Linked DNA regions of Homo sapiens: region 2 is linked to region 1. A link is a loop called in an ENCODE intact Hi-C map of the cell type or tissue named here. Cell type or tissue: HCT116. All regions are shown on one strand. Links, peaks and the distances in the headings refer to the core of each region. The heading gives the core; the rest is flanking DNA. Region 1 overlaps GALNT10 (polypeptide N-acetylgalactosaminyltransferase 10). Region 2 has its middle 130 kb from the start of NMUR2.

Region 1 (10,932 bases), core at 2,371-7,370:
AGGGTCTTGCTCTGTCACCAGGCTGGAGTGCAGTGGCACGAGCACAGCTCACTGGAACCTCGACCTCCTGGGCTCAAGCAGTTCTCCTGCCTCAGCCTCCCAAGTTGCTGCAACTACAGGCACATACCATTACGCCTGGCTAATTTTTTCTTTTTTTTTTTTTTTTTTGTAGAGACAGGGTCTTCCTATGTTTCCCATAGGAAAATGTTGTCAAACTCCTGAGCTCAAGTCATCCTCCTGCTTTGGCCTCCCAAAGTGCTAGGATTACAGGCCTGAGCCACTGTGCCTGGCTCCTTAGTTCCTTTGCCTTCCAGCCCTTTCTTACTCATCAGTAAATGGAAGGTGGAGAGTGTTGGAAGAATATGCACATTATCAAGAAGTGAAGTAAAAAGCTGAGTTTGTTGTGTGCCATGTTTAGATTGTTCTGGTGAGAAATACTTATGCATGCAGCAGGTGGGAAATACAGATCATGTCATTTCACCCATTCTGAACATGAGTTACATGCTGTTAATCTGAATTTTAAATTGTCACTGCATAATATAAAGATGAAAGGTAAAATTCATGCTAATAACTTAAAGTTTTAATTTTTCTACACTGAGAACACTAACTAACAAGTAAAAATACACCATGACAAGGCTAGAGAGAGACCAGGAAAGAAAGGAAACGATTTTATATTCACGCCTTTCCTCCCTGCACTGACTTTCTACCTTTTGAACATGGGATCTGCATTTGCATTTTGCACACCCATTAAATTATGGAGCCAGCCCTGCCCTCCAGACTCACCTCCCCCCAAGCTGCAGCCGGGGGCTCCACGGGTGGGTAGAATTTGGGCAGGTCCCAGGCTATCTTCGTCATAAACCACTTGAAACTCTTGCAGTTAAGGGAGCTGCGGAGCTTTTTCTGGACTGCGACATCCCCAGCGGAGAGGTGGCGGTATTCAGGCCGGCGCTGGTAAATGTACTCTGCGTACTCATCCATCCACACTTCGGCCACCCGCTTAAGGTTCTATGGGGCAAGAAGCAATGGAGGGGTCAGTCTTTCCAAGAAGCCAAAGCCAGGCAGTGGGGTGAAAAGGGTCCTGGCAGGTCGAGGTCAACCCTTCTTATTTTATGTTCCATCAAAAATCCCAGCCCCACCGTGAGTTTAGGCCTTCTGTGTTTCTATTTATCATTATGCATGTTTTAAGGGCTTCACAGCTTATAGTTGGCCCATAGGCTGCTGTTGTTTTGCCTGCCCATCTTCCATCCCATCTTCTTCTAGCGATAGCCCCCACTGATTTTCCTCTGGGGAGCCACCCTGTCTCCCTGTCAGCTCATGTGGCAGGAGGAAAGGCATGGACCCAGCCTAGCTAATGTGAATACAGGCGCCCCCGGTGCAGGGGCTGGTCAAACAGCAGACCCATTCCCTAAGCCCCACCAATCACAACCAACAGGCATCAGCCTTGGGATTTTTGCAGGAACTATTGGAAGAATCGTTCTGTTTCTGCTTGGATTGCTGGGTAAGACAGGATGCCAGCCAGAGCTGCTGGGCCATATGGCCTCCAAGGAGAGACAAGGAGAGCCTGTCCAAGGATGAAATCAACCCAGAATGAAGCAGAGCGGAGGGCTGGATCCAGGAATGCATTCCGCCTTTTAACACCAGAATCCAGCCATGTCTGAAGCTAGAGCTACCTTGGACTTTCCAGTTACAGAAGCCTGTATATTCTTTCTTCGCTAAGCCAATTTGATTTGGCTTTTTGTCATTTTCAACTGAGAGTTTTGACCAAGCTATGTGATAAAGGCAAATTATAATTTGAAACCAAAAGGTGTAATTCCATCAGCAGCTGGAATTTCTAATAATCCTTTGAGGTGCAAAGGTTGCTGCTACTTTCATCATGAAGCACAAAGATAATCAGTTTTAAAAAATGACAGCCACATGATTGGCAAGCAGAGGCAGCAGGTGAGGAAAGTGTTTGTGAGTAGACTTGGGGACAGAGGAAGAGGGAATTCTTATGTATGTGATGAAAATTCCTGATTCCATCTGCAGTGTAGACCCCACCCAGTGAGAACTTCTGATATGTGATATATCTGAGAGCAAAACTTCAGGGTTCAGGGGAAATTCTCCGCTCCAAAACATCTTTCTTCAACCCCTGGCTGTTGTCCCCCCACCCCAATTTTAACTCTTCGGTTTTACCTCCTTCGTAAGTTTTTTCCCTATTGCAATCTAAAATTTCCTCTGAAAGGTTAAAGGGGAGTTAGCAGTTTAAGCTGTTATCAGTCATTTGCACCTCAGTGTGAAGGATTGCTCTAGGAGCAGAAGGTCAGGCAGGGGTCCCAAATGTTTAAATGTCTTCTATAAAGAGCCGGATAGTAAATACTTAGGCTTTGCAGACCATATGGTCTCACCTCTGATGTAGCTATAAAGCAGCCATAGACACCATATAAATGGTGTGGCTGGGTTCCAGTAAAACTTATGGATACTGAAATTTGATTTTCATGTATCACAAAATATTCTTCTTTTGATTCCCATTCCCTCTAATGATTTAAAAATGTAAAAACCATTCTTAGGTCACAGGCCATACAAAAACAGGCTGCTGACTCTGGAGTAATGGAGAAGGAAGCCAACATGAGGGAGGCCCCCGCACTGAAGACAAAATTCACCAGTTCCCCCATTTTGCTGGCTCTGAGTTGGGGACCAGGAAACAGCTGAATTTCCTTGTTGCTACCTAGTTCTTCCTGAGTGCTGAAGAGTCCACAGTGGGTTAGAAAACAGCTCAGGAACAGTGTTTATCCCCACCAGGCCCCTGCACAGAAAAGGCTGTGTTTAATTTAAAACTGTGCTAGAGGAAGTTGAAGGCCTAACAGAGACTGTCTACATGAACACTCTGAAACACAATATTTCCTCTGCTTTTTCCAGTATGTCCACCAGGCTCTTTTGGCTCACTGTCTAACCTGCTCGAGTCACAGAGGTAATGAGGGTAGTTTCACTCCAACTGAAAACAAGTCTGGACACTCTGACCATGGCCAGACTGGTTAAGAATGATACTGAAATTTACCAGTGTCATTCTTAAAGGATTGAATAACATCATATTTTAATTCTAATTATAATTACCATTTTAATTAATATTGCATAATTGTATCTTCCAGACACAGCTTGAAAAGCTCTTTCTCCCAGATTTTGAACTTTTTTGCTACAGTTCACTGTTTGCACCAAAGGAAATGACTTTACACTTATTTCTCTCACATCTCCCCTTGTTAGAGACATAAAAAGGACCTTGGGATTTCAGTGGGCTTCGGGCTCCTCATACCTCTACTCTCAACACCTTCCTACTTCCGAGTCCCAGTCCCGTCTGAGGCCCAACTGTACTTCTTGTGCTTGGATTACAGAGATTTGCCTGGATCCTTGGAGTAAGTCTCCATTTTTGTTTCACCAAGTTTGAGTAGTTTCTGTTATTGCCTTCCCTAAGATCCTTTTTCCAGAGGCAAAGATAAGAAAGATTTCAGCAAGTTTAGTAAACAATGTAAGACTGGCTACTTGTTCCTGAGGCAGGCAAGCTGGTGGACAGCTCATCCTTCCTGAACTGCTTCTACCTCAAGGCTGTCTGGCTGTTTGTCCTTCCGGAGTCCGTACAATCTCAGTTTCTCTCTCTATCTGGCTCTCTCGGAGCTATTAGGACAACTCTCAAATCTATCAAAATGATCATCTAGGGGACAATGCTCTAGAAGGCTTAGGATGTGGTTATTAAAACATTGAGCACTTTTTTTCCCCCCAAGATGGAGTCTTGCTCTGTCGCTCAGGCTGGAGTACAGTGGCTCAGTCTCGGCTCACTGCAACTTCCGCCTCCCGGGTTCAAGCCATTCTCCTGCCTCAGCCTCCCTAGTAGCTGGTATTACAGGCGCACACCACCACGCCTGGCTAATTTTTGTATTTTTAGTAGAGATGGGGTTTTGCCATGTTGACCAGGCTGGTCTTGAACTCCTGACCTCAGGTGATCCGCCCGCCTTGGCCTCCCAAACTGCTGGGATTACAGGCATGAGCCACCACGCCCGGCCCACTGAACAAATATTTTAAATGTGGTCTGCAAGTAATTGAGGGTTGTTAGTCACCATAATAAAAGGCCGCACCTGATTCAGGCATCTCTGTGGTTCTGCGAACCCACACATAATCAGACCTGATGGATCACAGAGTCCCTGGGGAAGAAGCCATGAGGCACCACTCAGATTGTTAAGTGGCTTAAAGCCAAACACAGGACGATGCTTCAGTACAGATAGGTAAAAGAGAAATACGTTAAAATGCCTAAACACAGAATTTAGATAAGACTTTTAAATACATGTTCCAGTCTTTATTGTTAATATTGATGCTAACACTAATAACAGCAGTCACTGTTTAAGGAACAATTGCTATGTGCCAGGTACCTGTCAGACCTACACAGGTTTGAATTCTGGCACTAGTTACTTAATGTTTCCATCGCCAACATCACGTTTCATGTTCCCCATCCCTAAAATGGGGTTAAAAACAAGTGAGAATTAAGTGAGATAAGTAAAATGCTTTGCATGCCTGGCTCGAAGGGAATTTTTATAAGTATTACTACAGTTAGCTCTTATCCACTGAATTAATCTATAATAATGGTTCTATAACAAGCAGGAGGCGGTAATGTCTCTTTATCAGGTGGGCCTTTTAAAAAAAAAAACAACAGCAACAACAACAACAACAAACTTTCTTTGAGACATGGTCTCGTTTTGTCACCCAGGCTGGAGTGCAGTGGCACACACAGCTCACTGCAGCCTCGACCTCCCTGGCCCAAGTGATCTTCCCACCTCAGCTTCCTGAGTAGTTGGGACTACAGGCACACACCACTGCGCCCGGCTATTTTTATTTTTAGGTGAGCCTTATCAACAACAGCTCTGCAGAGGAAAAGAATGCTTTAGGGTTGCTCCTGGTCTGGAGTTGGAGTGTCCCCATGGTCCCTTGTAGCCGGAAGAGTCTCAGTCTTGGGCGTACCGAGAGAGCGTGCGCTTTTCCTGCCTGGCTCCCTCCTCAGGGATCGCCAAATGGCCTTTCAGAAGAACGCGATTCCTGCTTCAAGGGACTGAACCTAGAACCTACCCCCCGCCCGTGTCGGATGGGGCTGTGGGCAGCGCGGATGGCTGGTGAGGGCGTCGTTAGGCTCTGCTACCACTGGAGGGCACTGCCGGCTCTCCTTTCCCTCCACGCGGCCCCTGACACTTCCCGGAGCTCAGCTCCCACCCACTGATGGCTCTCAGGGAGACGCGCGGCCTCTTTGAGCCTCTCGGCTTTCCTTGTAAGTCACAGGACAACGCTCTTCTAGGTCCCGGGGGCTGCAATTCTACACGTCAAGGTTGTCAAGTGGAGGAGGAGGCAGCGCCCTGGACAGGAGGCAGTGCGGTCTAATGCCAACCCGGCCAGCACCGGGGTCTCCTGGCCGGGGCGGGGCTCACAGGCTCCCCGGAGGGAAAGCTGTGCGGGGGTCCTTTCCAGCTTCCCCGCAAGGCTCTTTCTATCCTCTGGGGACCCTCCCTCCTCTTCATTTTTCTTTTGTGGTCACCTGGATTTATTTATTTTTTTCCGAATACATTTAATATCCAAACCAAAAACAAACTCTGGCTGACAGATTTCCATTTGCAGCCAGTGGCCAATTTAATTGAAGCAATGATTGATAGAAACCATTTTAAGGCAATGAAACAGTTTGACATGCAGAGGTTTTGGCAGTAAGAGTAGACAGGGGGTGAGGAGAAGAGAAAGACACTGACATTTATGAAGCCCACTTCCCCTCCAGAAATTTAGTACGCAAGCTTTCCCAAACACACCACACCACACCACCTGTATTAATATTTATCTAACATGTTTTTTTACATCACCTCTGGTCTAACTTTGCACCTACTTTAGCTGTATGCTAAGTAATAATATCTGTGAAATTACAGGTTAGCTACACGAATACACATTAATTTAGAATCCACATTAACTTAAACACATGAACAAGAAAACATTCCTGTGTTTGCTGCCTAAGATCGTCTCCTCTGTCACACTCTGGGAAACAGTATCACCTCCTTAATTCTCCTGGCAATGCTGGGAGTTGGAAAGAATTAGCTCTCTTTAAACAAAGGAGGAAACACAGGTTCAGAGGACTTAAGCAACCCTCCCCAGGTCACATAGCAATGAATGGTTAAGTAGGGATTTAAGGGAGTTCTTTTAAATCAGATTTCACCTGGAGAATGGGAGGCACATCCTCAAACCCAGAGATCACATAACACAGTCTAGGGCCCCAGGGTGCCTCAGTGCAGCTGATGGTCCTAGGCCAACCCCTTCTACCCGCCAAGGAAAGCCACCACCTTACCCGGGCCAGGCTGACTCCGGCCGGGACCTTGTAGGGCACATACTTCCTGTAGATATGGCCCACCCTGGAGCAGGGGATGTCCTCCATGCGGCCCCCACACATCCACACCTGCATGGCAAGAAGGAAGAGAGAGGATGACGTTTCTGCTTCCAGTTCACCATCCCGCCAGGCCAGCATCCCTTAGTGCACTCAGCAAAAGCATCAGCCTGGATTGTCTGCTGAAGCCTGGATCACAGACCTAATGACATGGGAAAACACAGTAATATAATAACAGCGGTAAAAACAGCTGACAGCACTGAGTGCTTACCATTGCCACACACTATGCTAAGATGGTCACATGCACAACCACACTTAAGCCTCATCAGAAAACCTATAAAGTAGGTAGTAACATTTTACAGATGCTGAAATGGAGGCTCAGAGAAGCTAAGAAATGTGACTCAGGTCACAGAGTAAGTGGTGGAGCCAAAATTTAAACCCTGTTTTAGCTGACTTCAGAATCTGAGCTCTAATCCACTATGGAGTGCTGTGTTGAGAATTCTAGGGTGGCATCGGGGGATCAGTGGGAAAGACCATGGTGATCACAAAGTGACATCAGCCACAGCATAAGTAGTCAAGGTGGCACACAGGTTCCGTAGATTTACTGTCACATATTTATTTTCCTCCTGGATCTATGAGCCTCTCGCTGGGTCTCCCTGAGCAGTTCCGTCAGCCTCCCTGCCCTGCCTTCTCTGAGTCTGGCTTGCTAGGCTGTGCAGCTGGGTCTTGCCGCAGTGTGGGATCTGATGGTTCTCTTTGCCTCCCTCTCCCAGGGAGGAGTATTTGACATCACAGAGAGCTCCTGAGTTTGCCCACTGGTCTGATAGCAACTTGGGAATGTGAACATGTACAGCCAATACTGACTCATACCCACTGAGGGGCCCAGCCTACATAGACCCTCCTTGGGAGGCCTGGGTTTGAATCCTGGCTCAGCCACTTACCCACTTGATGACTTTGGCCTACACAGACCCTCCTTGGCAGGCCTGGGTTTGAATCCTGGCTCAGCCACTTACCCACTTTATGACTTTGATTAAGGTACTTAACTTCTCTGAGACTCAGTTTCCTGTAAAGAAATAGAGGAGGCAGGACTGGAAGATGAGATATTGTGTGTAAAAGGGTTTAGCACAAGATCTGGTGCATACTCAGGACACAGCAGTGAATCAGTCAGCCGAGGCCCCAGCCTCCGAAGTGGCCTCACAATCCCTGCCTCCTCGTATTTGTGCCCCTGTGTAGATGCCTCCCAGTGAGTCACATGAGGACTGACCTGTGTAACCCACAGGATACTGCAGAAATGACGGTCATAAAGATGCCGTGGCTTCCACCTTTCTCTGTGGGACCGCTGGCTTTGGAGGAGCCAGCTGCCATGTTTGAGGACACCCCAGCCATGCTGTGGAGAGGTCCATGCGGTGAGAGCTGAGGCCTCCTGCCCACAGCACTAATTTGCCAGCCAGGTCAGTGAGCCACCAAGAAGCAGAGGTCGTGGTCACAGTCAAGCCTGCAGATGACTGCGGCCCTGGCTCATGGCCTGACTATTCTCCTATGCGAGACCCAAGGTGGAGCTATCAAACCAAGCCACTCCCAAATCCCTGGCCTAGGGAAGCGCTGCCATCATAACTGTGTATTGTGTTAAGATGGATTCTGGGGGTAATTTTTCCTGGCATAGGTAACTAACATGGGAGATGGTTTCAGGTGGCGATGGCAGAGCAGGGCCATTGCATAGATTCGTTGTAGGGGTGTATGGGATGTGAGAGATGCTACTTTATGCTCCCCAGTCAGGGAAAGCCTCACTTCGGAAGGGATGTTTGAGGTGGAACCAAGAAGGTGAAAGTAAAGGCAAGGGAACGGGTGGGAGAAGAGCAAGTGCAAAGGCACCAGGGCAGGGCCAAGCTTGGCATAATCAAAAAGAAAGCCAGGGCAGGAGCAGAGGGAGAAAGGGGAAGAGGGATGGGAGGGGAGGCCAGAGACGCGGGCAGGGCTCCCGCAGGGCCCTCACGGGGCAGAACAAGGAGTCTTCACAGAAGGTCTTCAGTGAGGGAGACACACAATCCACTTACATCTTACAAAGATGACTCTGCCAGTGGGGTGGAGAACAGCCTGATGGGGCAGGCCTCAGGGAGAGTAGGCCCGGGAGGCTCTTGCAGTCGTCCTGATATGAGACCGTCCTGACCCTGGGTGAGGGGTGCTGAGGCGATGGGGGGACACAGCTGGATTCAGGACATTATTATGAATCTCGCTACCATAGTCTCTCATTTGTGGAATGGGGGGCAGGAATGGGGACATCTGCAAACCAGATTCTGTGCAAAAGTGCTCTTTTCAGTTGGAACTGCTCGATGAGGTCGTGGGGATTGGGCTTCACATCTTGATTAATTCAGGGGCTCTAGAAGGGCTTGCTCTTCCACCTGGCTCCTAAAAGGTCCTTTGTCCCCCACTACTTCCTGCTGTCTCCATCCCCAGCCCTGATGTACTCTGGCCCTCCCGAGAGGGGATGTGCACAGGGCTGCAATTATTGGAAGTGCTGCCTGGAGAAATGCAATTATATTCTGATCTTGGGGGAGAAAAAAAAATCCAGCCAGTCAATAGAACAGAACATTGGTCTCGAGATAATGGGCTCCTGATGGTAGATTAATGTCAAGGCCAAACCAAGAAGTTTATTTTCAAAGCAGGAGATATTGATCAGGCGCCAGCATCCCATAACAATAACTCTTCCTTTATACAAAGTGATTGATGTGGAAGTGATGCTTTTGCCTGGCGGGTATTGCCCAGGTCGCTGCTGGGCTGCCCTCTGCCTTTCAGGTGGTGCAGTGGCCCTGAGCAGGTGGGACACCTTACCCTGCTCTATTTCTGAACGTCTCCCGGGCAGTTGATCAGGTCGGCATCCAGCTTCCTTGTCTTCATATTAAACTTGCATTAGCTAATGAGGCTCTGTGTCCAGCTCTGCTTGGCAGAGGCACCTAACTTTATGCAGGTGGATGATAAATTTCCAAATCCTTCTCTTTGCTGTGACCTCTGGTTTCTTTGGCCCCAATCATGCTGGCCATCAGCCTGAAGGTTCCTGAGGGACCAGGGTGACCCTGATATGTCGGGAGGCTTGAGGCATCCAGGATGCCCTCAGATTCCTGGGATGTCTGGAGGGTTTGGTCAGTGGGTTTACTCCATGGCTTCCCTGCCCAGCACAGGATGCCCTGGTGGCCGACTCTGAATGTGAACTACCCTCAGGAAGACAGACATCTGCTCAGATGAAGCTGCTTCACTCCTGGGTCCTTTGAGAGCATCCCAGTGCAGGCCACGCCCATCACTTCAGAATGTCCTCTGGCCTGACCAAGAGCCCCGTGCAGCCCTCCACCCTCACCTCATTCCACTCACTTCTTGCTCACCACACCCATTGACTCCCCTCATAGACTCCTCCCTCTGCCTGGCTACCTCATACTCATCCTTCAGGTCCCCTTAAGAGCCACCTCCTCAGGGGCTTCTCACCCTTTTATACCTACACACAGCATCTTGCTTCATTGCCTTTTACCAGAAGTGAAATATTAATTATTCACAGGATTATGTCCCTGGTCTAATCTCCCTGCAATGGGCATCTGTTGTTTTTGCCTGTCCAGTGCACCTTCTCCCTATTGGGGACTGTCCTTCCAACTGCTCCACCTGGGGCCTGTGACCCAGGATGGCCAGCTGGAGCACCCAACCTCCTGGGCTCTGGAGCTGGTGTAGGGCAGGGTAATGGGGTATATATTTAATGGTCGCCACACATGCTGGTGCTTGATGTGATGGCCACACACTTTCTCTGGGGGGAAGAACAAAGTGGACAACACACTGCAGCTGCCAGTGATCACCTCTGCACCACACAGTAAGGGAGGGCCTGTCCGTGAATGCAGCGAGCACCCAGCAGGGCAGTCCCAAGAGAGGGAAAGAGACACCTGTTTGAGCACCTGGAAGCAGGCCTGTTGAAGACAGCCCCTCACCCCCGCCCCCGCCATGGCTTTTCTCGGCTACGGCTAGTTTAAGATGATTTTGTCACTTTTATATTTATTTCTTTTCGAGACAGGGTCTCCCTCTGTCACACAGGCTAGAGAACAGTATCACAATCACTGCTTACTGAAGCCTTGACCTCATGGGCTTAAGTGACCCTCCTGCCTCAGCCTCCCAAGTAGCTGGGGCCACAGGTGTGTGCCACCATACCTGGCTATTTTTTTTTGTAGACATGGGGGTCTCCCTGTGTTGCCCACACTGGTCTTGAACTCCTGGGCTCAAGCAGTCCTCCCACCTTGACCTCCCAAAGTGCTAGGAATACAGGCATGAGCCATTGCACCCAGCCTTTCTGTCACTTTTAACATTAAGAGTCCTTACCAACCCCTCTGTGCCCTGCCAGACTCAGGGCCAGTGTTGGCAGGAGTCTCATCTGTTGTATTTGCCATTGGACCCCCAGTGCCTAGCACAGTGCTCTGCCCGTAAGAGGCACTCGGTCATGAAAGAGGAGGTGAATCAAGACTGATTCAAAGTCTTGAGCATAGGGACTTGACTAGAGAGAAAGATGACCTCATTTTGTCATCCATTCTTCAGTC
Region 2 (10,932 bases), core at 2,810-7,809, 1.9 Mb after region 1:
TTCCAGTCACCATACAGGTCGGTTACAGCTATCTTTATTAGCTCTCTCCCACTTGAAGAATGCTATTAGTCTAGACAGAATAGAATAGAGAGTGTTAATGTAGCCATTTTTTAACTCATAAGGCTGATATTTTCTTTACTCCAGCCTAGGCTTCCCCTGTTGACTCTATCTTTGACCTATGAACACAGGTTCTGAACTTGTGAAACCTCTAGTTATGCTCACTTTTTACTATTCAAGTGATTTTAGTGGACTCTATTCTTGTGTCTAAATCAGTATTTTGGTGGCCATCATTTTATGACCTGCACATTGTTTTCCCTAAACACTTCTGTTCTAATTTTGTAATTCTCCTTTCTGTAACTCATATATTTTTCTTATTTTTAAAAATCTACAAAAATAATAAAAACTTTAGAAGTATTATCTCATGTAATCATCATAACACACTTATCAGGTTTATAGATGGGAACATGAATACCCATGAAAGTTAATAGAACTTCCCAAGGTCATAGAGGTAGTACATAATGGAGATGAAATATAAATCCAGGTCTACATGATGCAAAAGCCTGCAACCCTTCCAGAGTATCCTGCTGCTTTTAAATCCTCATCCATATTGGAATTATCTTTGTTATCTTTACCTCTGATCAAGAATGTGCCAGAATGGCCTGTAACAAAATGTGTTTGTCTGAGAAACAGATATACCATTGTTGCAAGCACAATTTAAGTACTAGCCAACATTGCTGAAGTTGATGATCAGCTTGTGTCTTTATCTATAATATCTATAGACTTTAAACAGCAACAATAAAACAATAAAATATAGATCAGCATTACTGTTCATTCATTAGGACAAGAATTAGAGAATATTAAATGTCTCCATTTTCCTAGTTTAGAAGTGAAGATGCAGGTCGAAACCTTATCATTCTCATGGATTATGCCAGAGGTTTACAACAGAGATATTCAGTTTTTTCCCAAGACCCTAGGCTCCCAGAAGATTACCAGGTTTAGAGTTATAGAACTCAGAATAGGTTGAATCTTCATGTTTATTTTCCTACCTAATCATTTGAGAGAAAGTGAAATTTAAATCAGAAAGGTCAAGTGAGGCCAGGCATGGTAGCTCACTCCTGTAATCCCACCATTAATCTATGGACAAATGGCTGAGGCGGGCAGATCACCTGAGGTCAGGAGTTCGAGACCAGCCTAGCCAACAGAGTGAAACCCCGTCTCTACTAAAAATACGAAAATTAGCTGGGTATGGTGGCACGTGCCTGTAATATCAGCTACTCAGGAGGCTGAGACAGGAGAATCGCTTGAACCCAGGAGGTGGAGGTTGCAGTGAGCTGAGGTCACACTACTGCACTCCAGCCTGGGTGACAGAGCAAGACTCCATCTCAAAAAAAAAAAAAAAAAAGGAAAGAAAGATCAAGTCACTTACTACAATCACTGCAGCTAATACTACTCAGAGTGTCAGACTTGTAATGGAATATAAATCAGCATTTATGACTTCCTTCATCGAAGTCTGGCTACAAATAACCCCAGCTCAACTAAATTGTATGCTTATTTTATACATTTCATTACATTCTAGTTTCTTATGTAGTGCAGTCTAATAGCAGGTAGTATGCAAACTGGCAGTCCTTGGTCATATTTTGAGTAGCACTGACTGCAGCTAAGTAGTTTACAAGGCCAGAATTGGGAATTAGTTTCCAGCTATCCAAACCTACACTTTTTCAACTGAACTAGCATTTCCTACAATATTCCATGAAACAATATTCCCATAAGATGTTAAGTAATAGGTGTTCTACATTTTCTTAAGTCTGAAAAACAGTGGTCAAATGTAAATTTTTTCCTTGTTATACTGAATTTCTGGGTGGTTTTACTATGTTAATGTGCTCCATGACACTCAGAATGGAAGAGACCGTGTATTAGTTTTAAAACTTTATTGTACAAACACTTATTAACAAAATTAATCCAAGTGACTCAAGGAATACAGTTTGGGAAACTGTGTCCTGTATAGTAGGATGTTACACAAGTGAAGATCTTACTAGGAGTTTAAGGTACAACACAAATGTATTTCCCCCTCACATTTAGACCAGATCAATCTGATAGCCTCTGACTTAGTACATGGCTTGGTGTCACATTTAGAAAAACCACTATTTTAATGTTCAAATTTTAATTAAGGAGTCCTTTGAGTCTGTATCAGGCTTCCTTGTAGTAAAATCCCAGGAAATACTATATTCGTCTATTTTCTATTGCTTAAAATGCAATTCCTAAAAATGGGTGATTTGATAAGGAAAATAAATTTATTTCTTAGAGTTAGGAGGCTGAGAAGTCTAGGTTGAGAGGCCACATCTGATGAAGGTCTTCTTGCTGGTGGGGGCTCTCTGTGGAGTTCCGAGGTGGTACAGGACATTACATGGCGAGGGGGTCAAGTGTGCTAACGTACTAGCTCAAGCCTCTCTTCCTCCTCTTATAAAGCGCCAGTTCCCCTCCCATGATCATCCATTAGTCTATGGACAAAGTAATCCATTCCTGAGGGCAAAACCCTCATGGTTCAATCATCCTGAAAGGCCCCACCTCTCAATATTGCCGCATTGAGGATTAAGTTTCAACATAACTTTTGGAGGGGACATCCAAACCATAGCAGGTATATTTCAGAACTCCTACCAATTTAAGATTTTCTCTGTATCCATCTATTGCATCTAAACCTCATTTATCATAGTAAAGCAACTGACTGTAATTCAAAACTGCAAAACTCTCTTCAACCCACCCCAAGCTGACTCTTATCTTTCTTATCCCACCCACCTTGGTTTTTTCCCCTCTTCTAAGAGACATCTTTGCTCATTCCAAACTAAATCCATCCAGCCTATCTGTGCTCACTTCCATTAGCTCTCTTACCCACAATCCTGCTTTTACAATGAATCCCAGAAACAGCGTGGCAGGCAGAATTCCACTTGGCAGGCAGTAAAGGAAGAAAAGCTGTGAACACTCATACACTAACAATTGTTTTCTCCAACATATACTTCTCATTAATCATGCAAAGGCTTAATCTACTCTCTCTTTCATATTTATAATTCACACTCATTTTCAGTCTATTGTATATGTTGGAATAAACAATTAGTCATGTATTAGTGTTTACACCTTTCTGCCTCCACTGCCTGCAATCTATTAAACTTCAATTACTGTGACCTGGTAGAGGACATGAACTTCCATGAATTATTCTAGGTTGATAACTTATCCTGCCTGGAATTCTCTGATGACAAGGAAGCTGATTTTACTGTCTGAGGTCCACTACGTAACTCACATTTTGAACTAAATACTATATACTCTCCAGGCGGGTTTCCACTCCACTCTATATCTTGAAAAAAGATCTTAAACAACAAGGACCACTATAACACACTAGAGTTCACACTATACCAGAAGCAAGACAAAAAAAATGTCAGCAAAAGACAAATAAAAGATCTAGCACAGTCTCTTTGAATAATAATACGCTGGATTGATACTTCCTGTTTACTTTTAAAACCCCTTATATTCAGAACTGGACTGGGAACAGAAAATTTAAGTTCTTATATCATCCATCCCTCAACCAAATGACATTGAATACATCCCTTAAAATTTATAATTCTCAGTTTCTTCATCCATAAAACGAGTCAGTCAAACTGAAGTCCCTCTTGGCTCTAAAGTAATGTGATTTTATAGTATGCCTCAAGGTCTTTTAGGTACTTCGAGCAGTGGTTAAATGATCAGGTTCTGGGTTTGAATCTCAGCTTTGCTATTTACTGCTTGTATGACCTTGAACAAATTAATTATTCTCTCTGGGTCTCACTTCCCTAATCTATGAAACTGAAATAATAATAACCTACCCTACAAATTTTGGAGATTAAAGTAATGCATTTAAAGTACTTCAAACTTAGTTCCTAGACCCTAGTTACAGCTCAGTACATAGAAATTATTATCAACACCATTATAGGTTTTTTAAAATTTATTCCACACCCATTAAATGTCTGGCATAGTGTTCAGTGAACAGGTGCTGATCTGGGTATATCTCAGGCCTATGTTCACTTCACTTCCAGATAAATATTCCTTAAATAATACAAAACTATTGCCTTTTAATCATTAACCTTATTTTGACTTCTTATGCCTAGTGCTATACAGAAACTTATTTATTCAAAGACTTAATGTAGTACTTAAGTGCTAGACACTTTTCTAAACACTGTAAAAATATAAACTCAATCTTTCCATAATCCTATGAGTTGAATATATTATCATCTCACTTTCTCTATGAGGAATTTGAGTTGGTAACATGCCCCAGAGTATGTTCCAACAACTAGTATGTGCCACAGCTGGGATTTGGACTCAGGTGGCCTGTCTGTAAAAACTGTGTTTGTCCCACCAGGCCACACTGCCAGCCTTACACGCTACCATTCTTGGACTTATCCCATCTTGAATGGTTAACTAGTCTCTTCCCATTCTTCTGAAAAGTCCAGGCATTTCACTCATTTACGTTGCTGTACATTTAACTCTGCCTTCCTTCCCACCCCTTTCTAACCATCAAGTGGCGTCTTCCAGGTTCAACGCTCTACAGACCCAAATCTAAGACATCCATCAAGACTTCTTGCAATTTTCTCCCTTTCGATGTTGTCAGCTGTTTCTTCCGCTCACTCTGATGTCTTCTGTCTTGGTCTATTTCACTTGCAAGCAAAAGGGATGGGTAACATGTAATTTTTTGCACATGACTCCTCCTGCACATCCCACTAAACTGTAATTACCAAGAGACCAGGGTCTGTAGGATTCTTTCGCATTTTGTTCTCATGGTTGGTGGTCTGTCTCAAAACAGCCCTAGAAATTCCCTTATAAGCTAAAACATTAGGATGTATAGCATTTATTCGATCCCATTTTCTCCTCAAAGCAAATCTGACAACAGATACAATAGTCTTATTTGGCATAAGCTAGCCTACAGTGACATCTGGTGGCTATATTCTTAAAAGGTTTACAAACATTCACTAAAAGGGTAAGGTTTGTTCCTTAAGGAAAAGTTGCATTATCTATCAAAGCATGTGTCAGAACTGAGCTACCCACCAAGAGGGCAGGAAGAATCTGGTGAGATCTACACTCAGTCCTGAAGTACGGAGCACCTCCCCTCAGAAGGAGAAAGCACAGAAACTGAGGACAACTACACAGAAGTTGAAGTTCTGTGTTCCAGTCCTGACTGTTAGTGCCTGGAGAGTAGACAGGCCTCTGTTTCTCTCTGGGCCTTGGTTATCTATTTTGTTTTAATGATGGAAATAAACTCAGCCTCTAAGTTCTTTCCTCCCTAATAAAACAGAATATAATCTACAAATAAATACATACAATTTCTCTCAAATATCTAGTGCCAAGTAAAGTTAGTTATGATTTCTCATTTAAACATCACCTGTCTTATACAAGTACATCATAGAATTAGCCAAAATTAAGAGGCTAAAATCTCTCTCATACCAGTAGTAACAATAGTACCATTCACAAGAGTAATAATAACCGCTAACAATGCTATGTAATATGTATTCTTGTATGTATAACCTCATACTGTTAGACACAACTGAGGAGCCTTAAGCAGCAGACAGTCCCAGATGGCATCTTATGACTCAGGATGCCTCTGCGGAAGAGGTTGGGTCTACACAAAAGCCTCATAGGGCCGGCCTTCATAGCTGGAGAGCATCAACATGGGATTACAACCCCGTCTGTCCTATAAGACTTTAATGCCTCTTCTCTTATCTCACAGCCCTACCTGTAGTCATACAGGAGGCAGAGCAGTCCTGTTAAGCACAAGTGAGCAAATGTCCAAGCTGTCCAACCATCCCTCGCCTTCTCCATTGGTAACCAAGCCTGGATTAGGCTCAACAGAAAAGGGGTAAAGGCAAAAACTGGAAGAACTCTTGAAGCTGATATTAGACTGGATGCCTGGAAAAGGATGCCTGGATGCCTGGAGAAGTTTATTACTACTACAAGTGACATCAGAAGCTATGGAATATACTCAAGGTACTGTCAGGGCTATAGAAAGGCGGTTTGACACAGTACAGAGTAACAGCAATAGTAAAAGAATAAAGTTGCTTTCTGTTGGAGGTTTACTTAATCTGCCTCATTCAATAACCATATTTACTATTATGGACTGAATAGAATTGCCCATTTTGAATGACGGGTAAGCAGAAGAAATAACCTAATACAGAACCTCTGAAAGAATGAAAGAGATATGGAATACGAGAGATAGCAAAGAAAATAATACATTCCAACTGCTTTTCCCTGTTAAGGAAATATGAATGCTCTAAAACATGAAATAAATCCACAACACACAATAAAAAGAAAAGTAACAGTACAGGAATACTGGTATTGCATATACTGTCTAAAAGGATGAGGAGTTAAAGCAGAAATGGCATTTATGAAAAATAGTAAGTCAGTGATGTTGCAGGCAGGCTTGAAAAAATCACATATAATGTTGAAGTCAAAAAAGACCAAAATAAAAATGATTAGTGAAAAATATAACTATGTAGACGGGAGCAGATACTAGAGGACCATTACAGGAACAATTGCTTCCCCTGAAAAAGAAGAAAAACTAATTGCAATAGAAAAAAATATTCAAATAGGTATTGGAAGAAAATAATTTAGAAGTGAAGGCAAGAGTTTATCTGAAGGTCCAACAGGTTTCTCATTTTCCAGGGAAATTTAAGAATGTCTGAAATCACAATTCTGCTTAAGTTGTTAGACTTTAACAATAAAAGTGTGTTACATTTGAGTCCCACTAGAATTGCAAAAAAAAAAAAAAAAAAAAAAAAGAAGAAGAAGAAAGAAAGAAAGAAAAGAAAAGAAAGAGAAAAAAAAGTATCTTAAAAGCATAAGGTACAGAAGTGGTTACTGAAACAGGAAGAAAAGAGATATCAGGCCCTGACTTCTGGGACAGTTTAGATGCAAATAGCTGAGTTATGCCTACTTAGTTTTAACAGGGAACTGCATATTTGTAAAACATTGCACTCAATAAATGGAGAAAACACATTTACCCTGCACTTCTCCCCTAAACTCCAAATTCATTCCAGAGGCTACTCTTTATCACCCAATTATCTAATAGACAACCCAAAAACAAAATTTCCAAAACCAAACTCCCAGTCTTCCCCTGACAATTAGGTCCCAGTTTCTCCACATTTAAGTTAACAAAAATGCATTTTCTCTTCACTCAAACAAAAAAACCCAGCAGAGTCATTTTTAACATTTCGTTCTACCACTCCGCACATCTGAACTATGTAGAAATCCCATTGGCTCCACTTTGAAAATAAAGCCTAATTTGAACATTTCTTACCACCTCCCCTGCCATCACCCTTTTCCACATCACTACTATTTGTAACCAGGATTATTAAACCAGCTTCCTAGTTGTGTCTGCTTTCATCCTTACCCCTAGTTGTTTATTCTTAGGGAGATCCTGTGTTTCATCCTCTAACTTGGGACATTTTTGAAAGTGAAAGGGGCTAGGACAATAGGCATAAACTAGGATCGTCCTGCACAAGGCAGGGCGTATGATCCTTCTACTTAATCTTAATACAGAAGCCAGGAGTGTTTTGTTTTCTGTTTTGTTTTTGAAATGGAGTCTCACTCTGTCATCCAGGCTGTAGTGCAGTGGTGTAATCTTGGCTCACTGCAGCCTCCACCTCCCGAGTTCAAGTGATTCTCCTGCCTCAGCCTCCTCAGTAGCTGAGATTACAGGCATGCACCATCACATCTGGCTGATTTTTGTATTTTTAATAGATAATGGGTTTCACCATGTTGGCCAGGGTGGTCTCAAACTCCTTACCTCAAGTGATCCTCCCCCCTCACATCTCAAAGTGCTGGGATTACAGGCATGAGCCACAGTGCCCATTCAGCCAGGAGATCTTTTTAAAACAAGAGTCCTGCCACTCCTGCTCAAAGGCTTCTCATCTCCTTGGCTTAAAAGCCAATGTCCTTCCAATGACCTACAAAGTTCTCCATGTTCTGGCTGCCTGACATCTCTGACCACACCTCTCTCTTTCCCCTCTCCCTTTACTCCAGCCACAAGTCCTACTTTTTCTGAAAACTGCCAGGCACCTCCTGCCTCCAAGCCTTTGCCTTGAGGCTCCTCCTGGAAATGCTTTCCCCTCCCCCATTGCCTCTGTGTGACTTACTCTTTCATTCCTAGCAGGCTTTGCTCAAATGTCACCTCATTAGCAAGTCTTCCCTGACAACCCTGTTTAAAATTGCAATCTCCTCCCCCAGCTCCCATGTCTTTTATTTATAGCACTTATAACTTGCCCATACTTCTATATTGCTTACTTATTACATTTTGCTGTTTGTCTCCTCTCATCACTGCCCCACTTGAATGTGAGTTCCACGAAGGCACATTTTTTTCCTGCTTCTTTTCTCTGACCTAGTCCTTATGATACAACAGTAAATGGAAATAAATGAAGACCAACCCAATGACAACAAGCAAGTCCTATTTGTTCAGAGCTTGCTGTAGTAAGGGAGCCAGCCACCACCCCTAGTGTTTTAACAGAGACTCAAAGGCAGGCAGGGCAGTGGAGAAGCTTTAGAGTGGATACACTGGAACACTTCAGGTGTGCCCTGACTGTAAGCTAGTGGTCTGGGGAGGCTGTAGGTCATTTACTAAATGTGGGGCATCCTATGTGATCAGTTAGGGGTATTTATTTGGCTTTGTCTGATCCAAAGTTGGTATTGATATGGGAGGGGGGCAGAGAAGTGCTCGACAGAGAAGGGCAGTGTCCCTGGTAAGGGCTCCACCCTCAGTCCTGTGCCCACAGACCTAAGTGAGAACAGGCACTCCTGTTTTCACACTCAAATGATGTATTTTCCAAGACCACTCTGGCCTGCCTTGGCCCCCATTTTGTGCCCATAAAAACTCCCAGACCATAGCCAGCACAGACACAAGCTGCTGGACGTCAGGAGGAGCAGAAGAGCACACTGACAGACACCAGTAGATACCGGCAGTCCATTGACGGCGGGACAACATGGAATTCGATCTGAGGCAGTTGGAAGAGAGTCCCGCAGCTGGGTGACCCGACTCCAGGGAAAGACCACCTTCCCACTCCATCCCCCTTCTGGCTCCTTATCCACCAATCTGAGAGCTACCTCCATCACTCAATAAAACTTTGCACCCATCCTCCAAGCTCACATGTGATCCCATTGTTTCGGTACACCAGGGCAGGAACCCAGGACACAGAAAGCCCTCTGTCCTTGTGATAAGGCAGAGGGTCTAATTGAGCTGATTAACACAAGCCGCCTGCAGACAGCAAAGCTGAAAGAGCACACTGTAACACAGGCCCACTGGGGCTTCAGGAGCTGTAAACACTCAACCTTAGATGCTGCCATGGGGTCGGAGCCCAAAAATTCTCCCCACGACCTGCCTGTATGTTCCCCACAGGGGTTTGAGCAGCGGGGAACTGAAGAAGCAAGCCACACCCCTGTCACATGCCCTGCGAGAGGGATAAGGGAACTTCTTCCATTTCCATATGTTATTTATATCATAAAAGTGTTGATTAAAGAAAATCTCCTTATAATGTTTAAGGTTATAATCTATAAAGACACGGTTATCATTCAATCTTTTAGTACTGAAAGATATAATATTGATATCTATAAAGTACCATCTACAGACAGTGGAGGTAAAATCTACAAAAAAAAAAAAGTAGGAAACTGTTCATCTCTTATAAAACTTGACCTTTCAGGTGAGTAAAAAATTATTAAGGAGACTTCAAAAATATAGTAAATATATTGTAAAGAGATAATATAAACTTTTCAAGTACTTTTTTAAGCCGCCTAATATAGCACTAAGAAAAATTTTTAAACAAAATTATAAAGGAAGAAACTGACTTTATTTTTTAGTCATAATGAAACTCGAATAAAAAGCAAAAGTGAAACAGGAAATATGGGATCAGCAATACTAGCAACTCCTGAAATGTAACTGAACAAAACAGAGAGATGCAAACCTCTCTCATAATAGCTCTTATATTACAAAGGATAGCAAAATTTCAAGTATAGACTTTGCTTCTAGCAATATAGTGAACTAGATTCCTTAATGAGACCTAGATAAGTTATGACAAATGTGTTATTTTTTTTAGTTCATTGCTAAGCACTCAAGAAAATAAGGCCATATAAACAGTAACAGTGAAAGCAACCCAGTGAGAACAAGCAAAGCACTAACACCACAGCATCAATCAAATGTATAAATCAGGACTGCTTTCAAGGCAATGCTGAAACAGGAAGGGAAATCGGAAATGAGCAACTCCAGGCCTTTGAGAAGTACTGGAGCTGAACTTAGACTCCTACATTAAGCCAGGGGTTCACAGGGGGACTATACCCTGCAAGAGTCTGCTTACCAGCAAAGGGAGGCCACTGGGAATTCTGGCTGCAATTGTTTCCATATGCAGTTTCCCTTGAGAACTGTAGCTCTTGGCCTGCTCTCACCTGGGTCTGGAGTTAGAATGAATACCATCTTTCTGGTCAGAAAGAAATCCCAAGCCAAGGAAATAAAGTAGCCCCTATGTGGTAGCATCTCCTGAGGTCCAGCAGAAGCAAACACAAGTACACCACAGAACAATGCATCCCAAATTTTGGTCGTTTAGTGTTCTTCAATAAGTTCAGCTTTAAATGACTTCATGAAAGGTAAAACAATAACAGAAATAAATACATGAGGAAGCAAGAAACCATAAATGAGATTAAGCAAATTTAGACTCCAGAGGACTTCAAATCTTGAAATTATCAAATAGAGAGTAAAGATATAATAATATTTCAAAACCAAGAAATTAAACAAAAAAAGCAAGAAAACACATTTAGGAGGGGATTCTCTGAGTAGCTTGAAAAGGGGATGCCAAGGGGAATGTGCTCAGGCATCTTGCCACAATGGTATTGTTGTGTGTCTTAGGTTGGGGGATAGGATTGCAAGTGTGTGGTTAT

What was found. A loop is a pair of places that touch in the nucleus more often than their neighbours do. Peaks named below come from ENCODE experiments on the same cell type or tissue, not always from the same donor. Only the 100,000 strongest peaks of a DNase experiment are listed, where the experiment ranks them.
Region 2: it touches region 1 in a loop (8-fold over the local background); 2 of 110 quality-filtered maps call a loop at or near these places.

The regions. Positions count from the first base shown.
Region 1 is chr5:154,399,614-154,410,545 of GRCh38, reverse strand. GALNT10 (polypeptide N-acetylgalactosaminyltransferase 10) reads right to left here. Exons shown (of 12, transcript NM_198321.4): 8 at 6,335-6,442; 9 at 784-1,005. All of the region lies in intron 2 of SAP30L-AS1 (SAP30L and GALNT10 antisense RNA 1), which reads left to right. Among named protein-coding and RNA genes, the nearest start is that of SAP30L-AS1, 41 kb to the left of the region's middle. RefSeq lists an enhancer at 1-162 and a silencer at 5,153-5,202. In HCT116, for the core only: a CTCF peak has its summit at 5,134 (motif pointing right); DNase peaks (open chromatin) are centred at 4,135 and 5,185.
Region 2 is chr5:152,526,842-152,537,773 of GRCh38, reverse strand. No RefSeq gene overlaps it. Among named protein-coding and RNA genes, the nearest start is that of NMUR2, 130 kb to the right of the region's middle. In HCT116, for the core only: a CTCF peak has its summit at 4,937 (motif pointing left); a DNase peak (open chromatin) is centred at 4,953.